2 separate regions of the Homo sapiens genome follow, and region 2 is linked to region 1. The links are chromatin loops, found by intact Hi-C in ENCODE. Cell type or tissue: CD14-positive monocyte. All regions are shown on one strand. Region 1 overlaps GATAD2B (GATA zinc finger domain containing 2B). Region 2 overlaps GATAD2B (GATA zinc finger domain containing 2B).

The links. Peaks named below come from ENCODE experiments on the same cell type or tissue, not always from the same donor. Only the 100,000 strongest peaks of a DNase experiment are listed, where the experiment ranks them.
Region 2: a loop joins it to region 1, with 2.0 times the contacts of the local background. A loop is called at or near these places in 6 of 110 quality-filtered maps.

What each region holds. Positions count from the first base shown.
Region 1 is chr1:153,811,891-153,816,890 of GRCh38, forward strand. It overlaps GATAD2B (GATA zinc finger domain containing 2B), which reads right to left. Exons shown (of 11, transcript NM_020699.4): 7 at 4,383-4,698; 8 at 1,360-1,562; 9 at 132-242. Among named protein-coding and RNA genes, the nearest start is that of SLC27A3, 39 kb to the left of the region's middle. In CD14-positive monocyte, no CTCF peak of the experiment used is centred here; no DNase peak of the experiment used is centred here.
Region 2 is chr1:153,870,482-153,875,481 of GRCh38, forward strand. The region is part of intron 1 of GATAD2B (GATA zinc finger domain containing 2B); the gene reads right to left. Among named protein-coding and RNA genes, the nearest start is that of GATAD2B, 50 kb to the right of the region's middle. In CD14-positive monocyte, no CTCF peak of the experiment used is centred here; a DNase peak (open chromatin) is centred at 2,050; H3K27ac peaks cover 2,334 bases.

The sequences.
Region 1 (5,000 bases):
GAATGTTAAGCGGGGGCAAAGATAAGGGAGTACAGAAGAAGACTATGATTTCCCACAATAGAAAGGACAAATTGTGATAAATGGCTGATAAATCTTCTAAAGAAATCAGGATCAGGCAAAAAGTTCCTTACCTGCCGAAGCGTATGATGTCTCATGATGGTCTCTTGTTTACTGACACTGGACACAGCTGGAGCCGTAGTGGGGGAGAGGGCTGCCTGCTGCTGTAATCGCTGTTCAATTTCCTGTTGGGAGTCATCACATCAGGTGATTGAGCAGGACAGCACCCAATACCCAATTTCCTTTTTTTTTTTTTTTTTTAAACAGAGACACAATCTGACTTTGTTGCCCAGGCTGGTCTGGCACTCCTGGGCTCAAGCAATCCTCTCACCTTAGCCTCCCCAAAGTGCTGGGATTACAGGCATGAATCACTGCACCTGGCCCACCCAATTTCCTAACCAGAAAACCTGGAGGTGTTCTTACCTCTAATGTTGTTGGCTAGTTGGTGGAATATGGAAAAGGCAAAAGAGTTTGGTGGGGGTGGTACACTGAGATTTCTGGGTATAAGCAGCTAACTTGCTTCAATGATCAAGGGATCCTCCTCTCTTTCTCCAGGAAAGCTGGCTCTAAGAAGTTGGCTGGAGGTGATGAACCAACTGATATAATTAAGGCTGATGAATTACTGGGGTTTTATTTTATCACTTTTTCTTTTCTCTTTTTAAAAATTTTTATTTATTTATTTTTTACCACCAGTCCTAGAGCATAAATGGGGTTTTATTTTTGACTCCTGCCTACCCGATCTTCCAAAAAGTCCATGATGCTACTCAAACAAGGGACTCTGATGGGTGGAGTGGGAAATAGGAAGAAAAGGATCTGAGTTTCCCAACACATTTTTCCTTCTCTAAGATATTCTCATCCTATAACTGCTACATGAGATGTTCACATACTCTAGAACCACTACTCTTCACTGGGCTACTTCATAATTCACTCTTTCTTTCGTCATTTCTTATCAAACACGCACTGCAAATAACTGTTTCAAAGAGATTTATAGCACAAATATAAATTCCTCCCACCAAAATCTATTATTTGTTTTAGGAAAAAATGAAGATGAGAATAGAGTGCTATGGAAAAGCCAAGAGTCCCAAGCTTTCTGTCCCTTTCTGTTAACCTCAGCCATTATATTTTACCATGTTCTTAATCAGAATACTCGCTCAAATGGAAATAGGACACAATGATAAGGAGACAAAAAGGGAACCTGTGGACCTGTAGGGATCACATGAACCACTCCTGCAAACTAGAAGGCGCGACCCTTTGGAAAAAACAAACTGGGACAGGTGGCCAGTGAGCAGTCAGAATTCTTACCTGTTCCTGCTGTAGGGCTTTCACAAATGCATTTTTCAGCCGGTTGGTGTGTTCAGCTTTTAGAGCCTTTTTCTGGTTGGAGGTCATACACTGCTCACATAGAATCTTACCATTCTTTTCTTGCTTCCAGTGAGGGGTGAAATCTGTGCGGCACTGGGCACATACAAAGGGTTCAACCCGCAGAAGTGAGGCACAGCTTTTGCCTAGATACCAACAAAAATAGTCAGTGGCTTTACATTTCCTATCTCCTCTGTTTCTCTTAATCAAATAGATCTTTTCCAGGAGTTTATTCTGTTGAATTAAAGAAAGAGACTTTACAAAAAGGATATTCTATAATTTACAAAATACTTTTATTTCATCTGATTATAACAGTATCACTTTAGGGAATTCAGACAGTACCATCCTCATTTACAAATGAGGACAGAAGTCGAAGAAATGTAGCTTCTGGCTGGGTGCGGTGGCTCACCCCTACAGTCCCAGCACTTTGGGAGGCTGAGGTGGACGGCTAACGAGGTCAGGAGTTCAAGAACAGCCTGACCAACATAGTGAAAACCCGTCTTTACTAAAAATACAAAAAAATTAGGCGGGCGTGGTGGCACGCGCCTGTAATCCCAGCTACTCAGGAGGCTGAGGCAGGAGAATCGCTTGAACCTGGGAAGTAGAGGTTGCAGTGAGCCGAAATTGTGCCAGTGCACTCCAGCCTGGGTAACAGAACAAGACTCAGTCTCAAACAACAACAACAACAACAAAGGTAGCTTCTAACTGATAAAGCTGGGATGTTTCCTGATTTTCTACTGTATCACACTGAGAAGAAAATACTGTGTCAATTCAAAGTCAAAGGACTCTAACTCAACCAATACTTTTGCTTCTTAATATCTCCTTACCAAAGACTGTACTTATCCCTGTCATATACATTTATAGTTTTAAATAGTTATCAGTGTCTGAATTATTCACTTTGTGATCTATTTATAGCTAATACTGACTCCTCTGGGCACTTTACTGGCAGGCTTTCCCAGAAGTCTACCTGTTTAGAAATTCAAGTTTAATAACTTCAGTTAGTCTAGACTGTATGTTGTTAATACTCTATAGTATGGTTTAGTATTGGTTTACAGCTTTTTATAAGGTCTTTCTTAGTTATCTATGTAAGTGTGTGTTTCTCAACTGTAAGCATTCACAGAAGACTAAACACAGTAATTCAGTACAATGTTGCAAAAACACTCACATTAAAAACAGAAGTTCCAGGCCAGGCATGGTGGCTCACACCTGTGATCCCAACACTTTGGGAGGCTGAGGCAGGCAGATCACTTGAGGCCAGGAGTTTGAGACCAGCCTGGCCCACATAGCAAAACCCTATCTCTACTAAAAACAGAAATAATTAGCTAGGTGTGATGGCACACATCTGTAATTCCAGCTACTTTGGAAGCTGAGACAAAAGAATTGCTTGCGCCGGGCACAGTGGCTCATGCCTGTAACCACAGCACTTTGGGAAGCCGAGGCAGGTGGATCACCTGAGGTCAGGAGTTCGAGACCAGCCTGACCAACATTGTGAAACCCCGTCTCTAAGAAAAACACAAAAATTGGCCAGGTGTGGTGGCAGGCACCTGTAATCCCAGCTACTCAGGAGGCTGAGGCAGGAATATTGCTTGAACCCAGGAGGTGGAGGTTGCAGTGAGCTGAGATCATGCCATTGCACTCTCTAGCCTGGGCAACAGAGCAAGATTCCATCTCAAAAAAAAAAAAAGAATTGCTTGAAACCAAGAGGCAGAGGTAGTCAGCCAGCTAAGATCATGCCACTGTACTCCAGCCTGGGTGACAGAGTAAGACTCTGTCTCAAAAAAAAAAAAAAAAAAAAAAAAAAAAAAACCAACAAAGAAAAAAACTGGCATGGTGGTGCATACCAGTGGTCCCAGTTACTCAGGAGGCTGAAATGGGAGGATGGCTTGAGCCTGGGAGGTCAAGGCTGCAGAGAGCTGAGATCACACCACTGCACTCAAGCCTGGACAACAGGGTCAGACCCTGTCTCAAAAAAACAAAAAAAAAAAACAAAAAAAAAAAAAAGAAAAGAGAAGTTCTATTTATCAAATTATGCAAGCATCATGCTAGCCACCATTTAAAAGAACTAAACAAAATACAGTCAGTCCTCAATGTTGTTGACAGGTTCTCAGAGACTATGATTTAAGTGAAACAACATACAACAAAAACAATCTTTTTTTTTTTACTAATGTTATAATAAAATGATGTTATTTGAGGACCCCCTTCACCGTAGTTGTTTCACTTAAAGTCACAGTTTCTAAGAAACTATTGATGATGTTAAGTGAGAACTTACTGTCCTACAAAAAACACACAAGATAGATAAAATCCAAATAAAAATATCAAGCCTCAATGATAGCTGACCTGCTGAAGGGAAAAAAAAACAAGCCGAAAGATAGATGATAGATTAGATAGAATAGAATAGATAGATTAGATAGATGATAGATTAGATAGATAGATAGATACATAGGCAGGCTGGCCCCGGCCGGCTGACGGGGTACAGTGGCTCATGCCTGTAATCCTAGCACTTTAGGAAGCCGAGGTGGGCAGATCACCTGATGTCAGGAGTTCGAGACCAGCCTGGCCAACATGATGAAACCCCGTCTCTACTAAAAATACAAAAATTAACCGGGTGTGGTGCCACGTGCCTGTAGTCCCAGCTACGTGGGAGGCTGAGGCAGGAGAATTGCTTGAACTCAGGAGGCAGAGGTTGCAGTGAACTGAGATTGTGCCACTGCACTCCAGCCTGGGCAACAGAGCGAGACTGCATCTCAAACAAAACACACACACACACACACACACACACACACACACACACACACTCCGCTTCTAACATGTTGCTCCCAAACAGCTGTAAAGAAGGGAGGGAGGTGGTTTGGTAACAGGAAGGAGAAGTTATTTAATATTGTACAGTACCCTCTGATACTCTGCCTATGTCAATCAGGCTTGGCAACCACTTGCTTAAATAGATTGATTAGAAGAAACAGCCTTACCTTGGCTGTCAATGACACTCTGTACGACTTCTTCCAAGCCTACCATGTAGATGAACTCGCTATTGGCTGCACTAGGCAAGAAATGAAGTAAGGGAGCAGGAGGTTTAGGGGGTGGGATCTCCAGGAGTGTCTTTTCCAGCTGTTTGCGAAGAGCCAATTTGGCTGCAGCCTGTGAGTTGGCAGCATCAGTCATGGCGCTGGGGCTAGGAAGTGGCGAGGACACTCTGTTCACCGTCCCTGGCTGGATATGAGAAGCAAGGTTCATATAGATGGCAGAGGATGTTGTACGCTGACATGGAACAGAAGAACTTGACTGCTGAAATAGATTGAGAATGCGGTCAATCATGGTATGCAGGAGAAAGGGCCAATTCTTACGTTCTTGGCAGAGGACACTGTCTGATCCTGGTTTGGACTACTTAGCTTCTCCAAAAATAGGAGGTGGTCAACTTATTTATTGAAAAAGAACTCTGACACATAGGAAAGGAGAATGATGATGACCATGAGCTAACATTGCTAAGAGAGAAATAAAGGCCACGCGTGGTGGCTCACGCCTATAATCTCAGCACTTTGGGAGGCCGAGGTAGGCAGATCACTTGAGGTGAGGAGTTTGAGACCAGC
Region 2 (5,000 bases), 59 kb after region 1:
AGAATGGCGTGAACCCAGGAGGCAGAGCTTGCAGTGAGCAGAGATCGCGTCACTGCACTCCAGCCTGGGTGACAGAGCCAGACTCCGTCTCAAAAAAAAGGAAAAAATCCAAAGTACTTCAAAATGTGAAAAAAATTCCACATCAAAATGCTGTCAAATGCAGTCAAAACTTTGCTTTATGCACAAAATGTTGTTATAAAATGACCTTCAAGCTATATGTTTAAGGTATATATGAAACAAATCAATTTTGTGTTTAGGCTTGAGTCTCACCCCCATGATACCTCATTATGTATACAGAAATATCCCAAAATCCAAAAAAATCCAACATTGGAAACACTTCTGGTTTCAGGCATTTTAGATAAGGGATACTCAAACCTGTGTATATGTGTATATATGAGAACCCATTATTTCATACTGATACTAGAGAGAGGTTTTTTTTGTTTTTCCCCAAGACGGAGTCTTGCTCTGTCGCCCAGGCTGGAGTGCAGTGGCACGATCTTGGCTCACTGCAACCTCTGCCTCCCCTCTTGCCTCAGCCTCTGGAGTAGCTGGGATTACAGATGGGTGCTACCACGCCTGGTGTTTTTTGTTTTTTGTTTTTTTTTGAGACAGTCTCGCTCTGTTGCCCAGGCTGGAGTGCAGTGGCGCGATCTCGGCTCACCACAACCTCTGCCTCCCGGGTTCAAGTGATTCTCTTGCCTCAGCCTCCCAAGTAGCTGGGACTACAGGTGAGCACCACCATGCCCGGCTAATTTTTCTATTTTTAATAGAGACGGGGTTTCACTATGTCAGGCAGGCTGGTCTCAAACTCCTGACCTTGTGATCTGCCCACCTCAGTCTCCCAAAGTGCTGGGATTACAGGCGTGAGCGACCACACCCGGCCACTTGTTTTTTTGTATTTTTAGTAGAGATGGGGTTTGCCATGTTGGCCAGGCTGGTCTCAAACTCCTGACCTAGTGATCCATCTGCCTTGGCCTTCCAAAGTGCTGGGATTACAGGTGTAAGCCACTGTACCCAGCCAGAGAAAGAGGCATTTTTAACAGCCTCTTAAATTTATTAGAATCGTGGATATTTTCCTTGATATTACTGAAGCAATTCTCCTGCCTCAGCCTCCCGAGCAGCTGGGACTACAGGTATGCACTGCTAAGTCTGGCTAATTTTTGTATTTTTAGTAGAGACGGGTTTTACCATGTTGGGCAGGCTGGTCTCGACCTCCTGGCCTCAAGTGATCCGCCCACTTCAGCCTCCCAAGGTGCTGGGATTACAGGCATGAGACACCGTGCCCAGCCTGAATTGTACACTTTTAAATGGTTAATTCTTTAGCAGGGCATGGTGGCCCGTGCCTGTAGTCCCAACTACTTGGGGGGCTGAGGCAGGAGGATCACTTGAACCCAGTAGGTCAAGGCTGCAGTGAGCTGAGATCGTGTCACTGCACTCCAGCCTGGGTGAGAAAGTGAGACCCTGTCTCAAAAAATAAATTAATTAGTAAATTAATAAATAAAAGTTAATTTGATGTTTATGTGAAATTTAACTTAATTTTTAAAAAGCAACCTAGGCTAGGCGCGGTGGCTCATGCCTGTAATCCCAGCACTTTGAGAGGCTGCGGTAGGCGGATCACTTGAGGCCAAGAGTTCGAGACCAGCCTGAACAACATGGTGAAACCCCATCTCTACTAAACATATGAAAAAGTAGCTGGGTGTGGTAGCGTGTGCCTGTAATCCCAGCTATTTGGGAAGCTGAGGCAGGAGAATCACTTGAACCCGGGAGGCAGAGGTTGCAGTGAGCTGAGATCCCGCCTCTGCACTCCAACCTGGGTGACAGAGGACTCTGTCTCCAAAAAAAAAAAAAAAAAAAAGCAACCCAGTAATTTCTAAAGGTTAGCAGCAAATGTGAACTCTGAAACCCTATCAATGAACTTTTGTATTATTACATTAAAATACATTGGTCTACTTTATACTTTGAGTGGATCTCTCACCAAATCTGATTTTGTCACATAATATATTGGTCATGTGAAAACTTCTAGTTCACTAAGTCATGCAGCTCTTTCGAAGGTTGACATATTACATAATATCAAAAAAAAAAAACCCCACAAAACTAACTGGGAAGTGGACCGTCTCATGGTGGAGTATATAAACTTTCCAAAATTCTCATTTTTGCTTTAATTTTATCACTGGGCAAAAATAGTTGTTTTCCTTGAAAATTTTCAAGAAAGCATCTGCCAAATACCCAAGTCTAAATAACGTACTTTGTTGGTTATTCTTTCATCAAGTAAAAATGCTGTTCTATGAAGAAGACAACTAGTTAGCTGGAAACCCAAATAACTGTAAAAGTACTTTTCCTTAGACAACCACAGTACTTCAATATATAACAGAAGTGTTTTTTGAGTACTTCCCATTTTATCACACAAAATATTCAAAAGCCAAGTACTAAAAGGTCAAGATTAAATAAAATTAATTTTTACTGCTTCATCAAGAACATTCTTAAATGAAACTTTTTTTTTTTTACTGCAAATTTAAACTGCATGACAATAAAGAACACAATGCCTGCTACTAGTTTGGTGCTATTGCTCAGGGTTACCCTAACGTTTTAATCAGCATTGCTTTTGGATATCACTGCAAATGTTAACACAGGGAAGAAGGCAAATGATGACTTAGTATTATTATGAAACTATTCTGATCTCACAGACTCCATGAAAGGAGTCTATTCTCTAGGATTCCACAGACTACACTTTGAAAACTGCTAGGCTACTCTAACACACTTGTTTAATAGGTAACCTACCAATTCATATTTATTTCCAAGTTTAATGCAAACTACTTGACAGCAAATCTCTCTTCTTTGTACTTCGCTTTAATACCCCGCAACGATTTGAATGTGTCCCCCAGAAGTTCATCTGTTGGATACTTGGTGCCCAATGCAGGCGTGTTAAGAGGCGAGACCTTTAGGAAGTGCTTGAGCCATTCTCAGATTAATGGGTTATTCAGAGAAGGGGCTAGTTAGCACAAGAGTGGGTCTGTAATAAAAGCCAATGTGGCTGTCTCTCGTTAGTCCCCTCACCATGTGATGCCCTGTGCCACTCTGGAACTCTGCAAGGTCCCCACCAGCAAGAAGGCCCTCAGCAGATATGGCCCCTTGACCCTGGACTTTCCAGCCTCCAGAGCCGTGAGAAATAAATTTCTTGGGGCTGGTCATGGTGGCTCATGCCTGTAATCCCAGCACTTTTGAGAGGCCAAGGTGGATATATTGCTTGAGTACAGGAGCTCCACTCCAGCCTAGGCAACATAGTGAGACCCCATCTCTACAAAACATTTTTAAAGCAATTTAGCTGGGTGCAAAGGCACATGCCTGTAGTCCTAGCTACTTGAGAGGCTGAGGCAGGAGGACTGCTTGAGCCTAGGAGTTCAAGGCTACAATAAGCTATGACTGCACAACTGCACTCCAGCCTGGGTGACAGAGAATAAATAAAAAGGAAAGAGGAAAGAAAGAAAGGTAGGGAGGGGACCGGGTGCGGTGGCTCATGCCTATAATCTCAGCACTTTGGGAGGCCGAGGAGGGTGGATCATGAGGTCAAGAGATCGTCTGAGACCATCCTGGCCAACATGGTGAAATCCCATCTCTACTAAAAATACAAAAATTAGCTGGGTGTGGTGGCGTGTGCCTGTAGTCCCAGCTACTTGGGAGGCTGAGGCAGGAGAATCGCTTGAACCCAGGAGGCAGAGGTTGCAATGAGCTGAGATAGTGCCACTGCACTCCAGCCTGGGAGACAGAGCAACACTCCGTCTCAAAAGAAAAAAAAAAGAGAGAGGGAAAGAAATTTATTTATTTTCTTTATAAATTACCCAGTCTCAGGTTATAGCAACAGAAAATGGACTAAGACAACACACTACTATGAAGTGCCCCTAAGAGATTAAAAATAAGTGCTGTTACTGCCTAACCAACTTCAAACGGTACTTTCCTTCACCTAATGCTTATTAGCCATGTCAATAGACCCTCCCTTCTTCAAAATCCTATTCCTAAAAATCTGAAATGATTAATTCCTTCTAGTCCATGTAAGTCTAGTCTATTTTTAAATTTTTATTTATCTATTTTTGGGGTTTTTTTGTTGTTTTTGTTTTTGAGACGGAGTTTCCCTCTGTCACCCAGGCTGGAGTGCAGTGGCGCGATCTCGGCTTACTGCAACCTCCACCTCCCAGGTTCAAGCAATTCTCCTGTCTCAGTCTCCCAAGTAGCTGGGACTACAGGTGCATGCCATCATGCCCAGCTAATTTTTGTATTTTTAGTAGAGACAGGGTTTCATCATATTGCTCAGACTGGTCTTGAACTCCAGACATCAGGTGATCCACTCGCCTTGGCCCCCCAAAGTGCTGAGATTACAGGTGTGAGCCACCACATCCAGCCTATTTATTTATTTTTGAAACAGGGTCTTGTTCTGTCACCCAGGCTGGAGCACAGTGGCTCCATCACAGCTCATGGTTCACTGCAGCCTCAAACTCCCAGGCTCAATCAATCTTCCCACCTCAGCCTCCCAACTAACTGGGACTACAGGGACATGCCACCATGCCCAGCATTTTTTCTTGTAAGCAAAGATGGGGTCTTGTTGTGTTGACCAGGCTGGTCTCAAGCTCCTGGGCTCAAGTGATCCTCTTGCCTAGGCCTCCCAAAGTGCTGGAATTACAGGTGTAAGCCACCACGCCCAGCCAAATTTAGTCTCATTATTTCTCTTCTGATTTCTAGAACTTGCTTCATAGGTCACTTTTCTAGGAAAAAAAGACTCTTGATTAGACCAGGGGCATCCAACCTTTTGGCTTCCCTGGGCCACAATGGAAGAACTGTCTTGGGCCACACATAAAATACACTAACACTAAAGATAGCTGATGAGCTGGAAGAAAAAAAAAATCTCATGTTTTAAGAAAGTTTCTGAATTTGTATTGAGCTGCATTCAAAGCTGTCCTGGGCCGCATGCAGCCCAAGAGTTGCAGGTTAGACAAGCTTGATCTATACCA